2 separate regions of the Homo sapiens genome follow, and region 2 is linked to region 1. Evidence: read pairs that join two places in POLR2A ChIA-PET (ENCODE). Cell type or tissue: GM12878. All regions are shown on one strand. Links, peaks and the distances in the headings refer to the core of each region. The heading gives the core; the rest is flanking DNA.

What was found. ChIA-PET counts read pairs that join two places held together with the same protein. Peaks named below come from ENCODE experiments on the same cell type or tissue, not always from the same donor. Only the 100,000 strongest peaks of a DNase experiment are listed, where the experiment ranks them.
Region 2: POLR2A ChIA-PET joins it to region 1 with 8 read pairs; 2 of 35 experiments call an interaction of 5 or more read pairs at or near these places.

Annotation. Positions count from the first base shown.
Region 1 is chr12:94,654,856-94,659,248 of GRCh38, reverse strand. No RefSeq gene overlaps it. Among named protein-coding and RNA genes, the nearest start is that of TMCC3, 6.5 kb to the right of the region's middle. In GM12878, for the core only: no CTCF peak of the experiment used is centred there; no DNase peak of the experiment used is centred there.
Region 2 is chr12:94,988,004-94,992,396 of GRCh38, reverse strand. All of the region lies in intron 3 of NDUFA12 (NADH:ubiquinone oxidoreductase subunit A12), which reads left to right. Among named protein-coding and RNA genes, the nearest start is that of NDUFA12, 13 kb to the left of the region's middle. RefSeq lists an enhancer at 2,525-3,036. In GM12878, for the core only: no CTCF peak of the experiment used is centred there; a DNase peak (open chromatin) is centred at 2,026; H3K27ac peaks cover 1,098 bases.

The DNA of each region.
Region 1 (4,393 bases), core at 195-4,194:
TGCTCTGTTCTTATATCCTTGCAGAGGGAAGCTTGTTGTACTTTTTGTCTTATGACTCTTTCCCCCAAAGGGAACACTTCCCTGCACTATTAAATCAAACTGGAATATGAAAAGAAATACATTTTCCTTTCCTTTACAAGAGGCTTGTACTTTTGTTTTCAACATCTGGCTTTCCTTGTCTCTCCTTCTCCCTGCTGTGATGACCATAGGACTGAAACATCTAAGGAAGTGAGCTGCATGAGGAGACCACCTCCTTCCTTTGTCCTACTACCATGCCAAGCACATAACTATCCTGGCATCTACAGCAACGTTTTTGGAGGTGTCTGCCTCACTGTCTAGATGGGCTGTCCCTTCTGGATGTCTTACTCATTTCTATATTCTCAGCACCAAGAGCAGAGGCTGTCACACCAAAGGTGCTCAATAAATGACGGGAGAATTCACAAATGTCATTAACTACTTAGTAGCTGAAAATTGGTAACATCCATCATTCAGTGAATTTTCATCCTTTCCTATTACCCATTCCAACCCCTTAGGAACAGACACTAGTTTTTGCTTATGTCGGAGTCATTTTTTAAAACCCCAATGCCTAGGAAATAAGTAGACATTTAATAATGTTGATCTCATTCACTCAGCAAACATTTATTGAATACTATGTTAAGAACTGTCCAGAATACCTACATGTACCTGGAAAGTACAGTCCTTTCCTTCAGGTAACCTATACTCTAGTGTGTGTAGGGGGGAAGCATAGAAATTATCACATGAAATATTTAAAGAATATAATGTATTATAACCTTTGTATTGAAATAATTAGTCCAGACTGTAAATAGTTGAGCAGTTCACAGGTAATCTGGTGTGGACTGACCACAGAAGACTCAAGCTAGTGGCCTGAGAAAACTCTAGAGTCCTTGGTGCCCCCACTAGAATCCTCTGTTGATTCTCCCTTTATTTGTGCTGTTCAAAGTTCTTGCCTTCTCTTGAAATGCTGCCCTTTTCCTTGTCTTCTTTCTGCCCATACCCTGCATTGAATGTTGCATCAGACAGGATTCTTTGGGTTGCAGGAGTCAGAAACCCCATCTCTAACGGGCTTGAGCAAAAAGAGGAATCCATTGCTTCATATCACTGAAAAGGTGGTCTAGGCAAGGCTGGTGTGGTGGATTGGCTGCCAAAATGGCAGTCAGCAATTTCTCCCATCTATGTGCACATCACTCCTTCCCTCAACAGGTAGACCCCGTTTCTCCTCCCCTGGAGTCTGAGCTGGACTTTTGACTTGCCTTGACCAGTAGAATGTGATGGAAGTGATAATCTGCCAGTTCTAGGCTAGGCCTTAGGAGATTTGGCAGCTTTTGTTTTTGCTGTGTTAGAAGGCAGCCACCATGTAAAAAAATCCAACTACCCTGATGGAGAGATGAGAGACTATAAAAAAAAGTATTTAAAAAAGTATAAACAGGCCGGCTACAGTGGCTCATGCCTATAATCCCAGCTTTGGGAGGCTGAGGTGGGAGAGGCCAGGAGTTAAGATCAGCCTAGGCACACAGCAAGACCCTGTCGCTACAAAAAATAGACAGGCGTGCTGATGCACCTGTAGTCCCAGCTACTCAGGAGAATGAGGTGGCAGGATAGCTTGAATCTGGGTGTTTGAGGCTGCCGTGAGCTATGGTCATGCCATCACACTCCAGCCCAGGTGACAGAGTAAGATAAAAAGTTTTTTAAAAAACTATAAACATATAAAAATAAAGACAGAGGCCCGGCCAGCCCCCACCATTCCAGCCACCCTAAGTCTTATAGGTGCTGACACGTTGTTTGTAGAAAAATCAACTCAAACTATGTTTTTCCTCTGTTCTCACACTACAAAAACAATAAACACAGAAGACTTCTGTGACCAAATATGGGAGAGGGGTTTCCCCACACACCAAGCAAGCAATCAGTTCTGGACACCAGCTGGGTGTCCTCCACCTCTACCTGGAGATAGCGTCAGACCCCACAGTTTGAAGGCAGAGTCCCCAAGACTGCCCTTCAAATGCCAGTCACAAGCCCAGGCCTTCAGAACTTCGGGCCAACCGGCTTCATGTTGGGGTTCCCATGACCCCCTCTTTGGGTTTGATTAATTTGCTAGAGCAGCACACAGAACTCAGGGAACCTTATATTTTACATTTACCGGTTTAGTATAAAGGATATCAGAAAGGATACAGATGAAGAGATGCATGGGACGAGGTAGGGGAAGGAGCGCAGGGCTTCTGTGTCTTCCCTGAGTACACCACCCTCCATAGATGTCCAGCTATCCAGAAGCCCCCTGAACCCTGTACTCTTCGGCCTTTTATGGAGACGTCACTGGGTGGGCATGATTGACAACCATGTAGAAATGTGACTGGACAAAAGGGTATATGATCTAGTACTAAGAGACTGAGTGGCGAGACCCAGCAAGGCCTGTCTGTTCAGATTCTTCTTGGCTTCTCTGTGCAGCATTCTTTCCTCCAGGGTATGGAGCAGGACCCCTTCTAAAATGAACCTTATGTCCTACAGTCAGACAAGGTAGGTCAGAGAATTTCTTCATGGCCAGCTGCATGACAGAAAGGCGGGGGAAGATTCCTTCCTTCAGGAGAGAAAAGAGCAGCTGGAACAAGGGTAGGATAAGGCTTCTGAGGCTGGCTTCTGGGATCTAAAGTGCCCCAAAATCATGACAAGAGACTATTACAGGGGCATTGGTAATTATAAGCCAGGAACCATGGGTGAAAACCAATGTATATATATATATAATAATGTCACTCATATGAATGAAGCCATCTTGGACACCCTACCCCCCCCCCCCCAGTGCCACATGGAACAGAGAAAAGCCACCTCACCTCCCTTGGAGGCCTGCCCAGATTGCAGAATCATGAGCTAATGAGAGGTAGTTATTGTTGTAAGCCAACACCTTTTTTTTTTTTTTTTTTGAGATGGAGTCTCGCTCTGTCATCCAGGCTAGAGTACAGTGGCGTGATCTTGGCTCACTGCAACCTCCGCCTCCCGGGTTCAAGCAATTCTCCTGCCTCAGCCTCCTGAGTAGCTGGGATTACAGGTGCCCATTACCACTCCCAGCTAATTTTTGTATTTTTAGTAGAGATGGGGTTTCACCATGTTGGTCAGGCTGGTCTCGAACTCCTGACCTCAGGTGATCCACTCACCTCTGCCTCACAAAGTGCTGGGATTACAGGCGTGAGCCACTGCACCTGGCCAAGCCAAAGCATTTTAAGGTGGTTTGTCATGCAGCGATAGCAGATGGAAAATGCTGGATCTAGTGCTCTAAGGATTTAGTAAGAAGTCTTTCTCCGTTTCATGGCTCTGCTTTCCCAGGGAGGCTGTCTTTATATGGTGGAAGGATGTCCACTACAGCATCAGGCTTGCATTGTACCAGCTTAGCAATGCCCACTGGAAGGGCATAGGCTTTCCCAGCAGTTCTGACAAAAGTCTGGGGATGACTCTCATCTGCTCTGATTAGCTCATGTGCCCATCCCTGCACAAGCCACAGTGACTCTGACTGGCCAAGGCTGGATGACATGCCACTCTCTAGATCCAAGGATGGGAATGGTCCACCTTATCTAAGCCATTTGGATTAAAAGTAGGAGTAGGGTAGGTCCCAATAGAAAACCTAGGTACTGTCTTCAGAATAAGGGGTGGGATCCTGGGCAGGCTGAAACAACAAACACGCACTACAAAAGTCAAGTGTAGTCCTACCTCTTTCCATAGGCCTTTCACTCCAAACTTTAAACTATTACAGCTCAAATGACCTGGTCTCTTCTTTGGTGCTTTTAGCATCTGCTGTCTTGTTGTGCTCCTTCCTTATAGTTTGCAAGTAAATTCTTATTTCACACCTTAGGTATGAACCTTTGTATTTCTTATTGTTCTGACTGCATTTGTTATTTTAACAGTGCGATATTTTCCATACTTTCTGCAGAGAGAGGCTCTTGGAGGTATCAAAAGCACAGAATTCTTACATTGACAGGAGGAATTTGCACCTGCGCTCTCCCTCTCTCTCTCTCTCCAGGGCTGACAAAACCCTAGGCATTGGCATTGCGTCCAAAGGAGGGGATGTGGTCTATTTTCCCCTTGGGTTCTGCCTCCCAAAAGGAGACCCAGATGGTGATCAGCACTGCTTGTTTTCTTTCTGTTCTGGGGAGCTTGCTCTTCTGCTATTTAATTTGTATATTTTTAAAAAATAATTTTGTATGAGTGCCCAGCAGAGCAGCTTTTGGGCAACTAGCTTATGAAATAAATTTAAATGATCTAAAAAAGAACATCCTTTGTTAATTGACATTTAAATGAGCCTAATAAAGTTTTAATTTATCCTTCTCATTGAGGGTCAGCATTCCAGGATGGAATTCTAAGAAACATCAAGACAGTAATAGAAATGGAAAGT
Region 2 (4,393 bases), core at 300-4,299, 330 kb before region 1:
ATCTTATCTGGCAGTTTGACTTTAAGCAAGTTCCTTAACCTCTCTGGGGGTTAGTCTCATTGTCTATAAAATGAGAGCCCTAAAATTCCTTAGGTCTCTAAAATTTGTATGACTTTATAATACGCATATTTTGAAATGAAATTCTAAATGCTCACTTGAATTACCAAATTTTGCATGACGTATTTCAAAGCAAAGTACTTATATCTGTTTCATAGATTGCTGAAATAATACCATACAGTTGATATACAATTAAACTCTGGAGCTCCTTTCCAGTGGTCTAGAAAATTTCACCCAAAAACTAGAAATAAGTATATCTGGTGGGCTGTGACATTTTATTTTAATTGAATTTGATCATCAGAGCTAGTTTTGGGCTGTCTTCAGTAGAAAGTGGGATAATCTCAGTGTATTTGCCTCTGTTCTAAAGAGTCACTTGGAAACCCAGATATGTGACATAAGTGAGTGAAGTGCAGCTATGAAACAATAGGACGTAGTGGAGACTGCAGTGAACTGAAAAGTACAGACTTGTCAAAGAGGGCAGCAGGCTTATTCAGCAACCTGCAGTTCCATCAGGTGAGAATTCTGCGAAGGGTTTCTGGATGATTTTTCAAAGGTGGACATCTGTATTTATTTGTGAGACTTCTTGTTTTTTCTTGCTTTTTTTTTTTTTTTTGAGATAGCGTCTCACTCTGTCGCCCAGGCTGGAGTGCAGTGGCACCATCTTGGCTCACTGCAACTTCCGCCTCCCAGGTTCAAGCAATTCTCCCGCCTCAGCCTCTCAAGTAGCTGGGACTACAGGTGCCTGCCACCGTACCTGGCTAATTTTTGTACTTTTACTACAGACAGGTTTCACCATGTTGGCCAGGTTGGTCTTGAACTCCTGGCCCCGAGTGATCCACCCACTTTGGCCTCGCAAAGTGTAGGGATTACAGGCATGAGCCACTGCACCGGGTCAGTTCTTTTTTTTTTCAATTAATTTTTAAAAATATTTGACATTTTAAATACAGCATTATCTAGCAGAACTTTTCACAATGACGGAAGTGTTCTTTATCTGCCCTGTCCAATAGGGTAACCACTTGCCACGTGTGGCCCAGAACATTTTATTATTATTAATATTATTATTATTTTGAGACGGGGACACTCTGTTGCCCAGGCTGGAGAGCAATGGCACAATCAGTCTCGACTTCCTGGGCTCAAGTGATCCTCCTGCCTCAGCCCCCTGAGTAGCTGGGACTACAGGCATGTGGCACCATGCCCAGCTAATTTTTTTGTATTTTTAGTACAGATGAGGTTTCGCCATGTTGCCCAGGCTGGTCTCAAACTCCTGGACTCAAATGATTCGCCAACCTCTGCCTCCCAAAATACTGGGATTAGAGGCATGAGCCACCACACCTGGCCTTTCTAGAGCACTTTAAAATGTGGATAATGCAACTGAGGACATTTTAAAATTTTTATTTAAGATAAGTAGGCTACTCGATTGGACAGAATAGTTTGTTTGTTTTTCAAATACTGTGAGCTAAGCAAAACATATTTGTACTGTACATTTTTGCTGAGCTATAACCAGATTTCAACCCCTGTTCTACTACTTGGACTAATTGTGAGCACTGACTGTGTCAGTGATGTAATTTGAAGAATATGATAATGGATAATATCTTTAAAAGCTCACTGGGGCTTGGTGTGGTGGCTCATACCTGTAGTCCCAGCACTTTGGAAGGCTGAGGCATGAGGCTCGCTTGAGGCCAGAAGTTTGAGACCAGCCTGGGCAACATAACAAGGCCTCATCTCTATAAATAAAAAAAGTTTTAGAAAATTAGCCAGGCATGGTTGTACATGCCTGTAGTTCCAGCTACTTGGGAGGCTGAGGTGGGAGGATCCCTTCAGCCCAGGGGTTTGAGGTTGCAAGGAGGTATGATTGCACCACTGTACTCCAGCGTGGGTGACAGAGTGAAACCCTGTCTCTGAATAAAAAAAGCTCTTTGGTTCTTACCGTGAGAAAGCAGCACTGATTAGGAGCTTTCTCATGCTACATCATTTGGGGATTGCTGTTGCACTCTTTTTAGTGGGAAATAACAACCTGTGGTTCCGTTAAGGTCTGAGGAGCTGTGGGGTTTTTTTGTTTTTTTTTTTTCCACATTCTATGTCTCTTTATTTTTTTCCTTCAACTTTTATTCTAAGCTCCAGGGTACATGTGCAGGATGTGCAGGTTGACATAGGTAAACATGTGCCATGATGGTTTGCTGCACAGATCATCCTATCACCTAGGTATTAAGCCCAGCATGCATTGAGCTTTGGTTTTAGGTTTAGAACCATCAACCTTCTCCAAAGGGGCATTCTATATGTTAGGAGGACTATTTGAGACCAAGGTGTCAACATGGAATTCAGGCTTTAGGAGCTGAGGTGTCCTGGTTTTTGTTTAACTGAGAGATTGTTTCTTGGGTGGAATTGGTCCTGGGAGGCTATAGAAGGCATGTGAGCTGTCTTATTCAGATTGACATCTACCTGCTTCAAAATGTTCATCTAACATTGGTGCTCAGGGGCCACATTTTGGGAGATGAGGGGTAGGGGTGTGATTTCAATTATGTGCGATTAATTATGTTTAAAATTATAAAATAGTAAAAACCTGAAAAGCTAAAAGTTCTATTCAGTGGAGCAAGTCCTTTTATTTGATCTGAGACCACATGAAAATGAAGCTAAGAGCTGTAGAAGATCACTCCAGCAGGTGCCTAAGGGCAAGTGAGGATTCAAAGCTGCATTTCTTTGTGGAGAGGAGCCTCCTAAGGTCTGAGTACCTTTGATGACCCTTATTTGTATGGGAAGCTTCACGGCTTGTGATGAATCTTTTTAGGGAGAAATGGTGTTGAACAAGCTTAGCTGTTTGTTTCTCAAACCCCTCTTTGTTGACCGTGACACACTGTGGAATTCTAAATCTGTGGATTCTTACCTTTGATTCATGAATAAATTTGATGTTGGGTTGATATATCTCTAATTAGAGAGCTAGGTATTATCACGTGTAGAGAGTAATTGTACAGATACAATTTATCATCCCTATTCAAATAACTATTTAGTACCTACCAGGTGCCAAGAACCTGGGGTAAAGCAGTGAATAAAACAAGGTCCTTGTTTTCATAGGGGAAGGCAGAAAAACATCCTTTATATAATTGTGGTAATGAAAAATGCAAGGAAGATAATATGAAGCTGGGCCTCATGGGAATCAAGAGCAATGGAAGGGTCAGGTGGCTGTTTTATACAGCAGTTAGAGAAAGCTTCTTTGAGAAAGTGACATTTGAGGAAAGACGTAGAAGCGGGGAGAAAGCGTTCCAGGCAGAGGGAACCACAGGTGCAAAGCCTGTATGTTTGAGATGTATTGCTTGGTCTGTTCAAAGAACAGCAGTATGGCCAGTTTGGCTGGAATGGAATGAGTGAGGGGAAGATGTTAAGAAACGAGGTAGGAGAAATAGCTAGGGCCCAAATCATGTAGATGTTGTAAGATGAAAGGTTCTTGTATCGGCTCGAACCCTGAGAGTGCATCAGCAGACAACATGGCAGTGTGGAGCAACACACTGTTTTAATGAGCGCCTGGGTGCAGGTGGGCTGATGCCTAAAATGGCGTTAGCACCAAATGAGGATGGGGCAGGGGTTTTATAGTCTCCTGTAAACAGGAAGTGTCTCAGTCTGATGTAACTGCTACATAGTACCTGGACGGCCTGCCCCTCAATCTTCAAGGGGGTATGTGTCTTTCGGCCAGCTCTCTTCCTGCTTCTGCTGTCTTGCTGACCCACGCTGCTGGCCCAAGCTTGGGACTGGGCCTGAGAAGGGAGGAGTTATTCATCTCTTCAAGCTTTCAGGCCTCAGGGAGAATCTTTCAGTAAGCCATGGTACATACTTCGGCTTTTTGTCTGAATTTATTTGGAAGTCACTGGAAGGTAAGATAGGGTGTGATCTGATTTACAGTTTTTTAACATTTGGAATAATCCCGAACTTTCAGAATCATTACTAATATTTTAATAAAAGTAAGTTGCCAAATTGATGCCCCATCACTCCTGAATACTTTAGTGTGTACGTCTTGCAAACAAGAACATTGTCCTACATAACCACAATATGACCATAAATATCAGGAAAGTAACAAAGATACACTATGAAAGGGAGGCAAAATTTTACCCTTATCCTCTTAGGGCTTTTTGGTTGGGCTTGAGAATTAAAGACATGTTAACAGGAGAAAAGCATACAAATTTATTTAATATAAGAGTTCCGTGATGTGGAGCCCTCATAAGGGATGAAGACCCAAAGATGCAGTTCATGTTGAACACTTAGATACTGAATTGGACAAGGAGTAGAACACTGAAAATGAGAAGACAAAGGGACTTGGGCTTGAGTAGGTTAATTGGGTGGAGAAGTG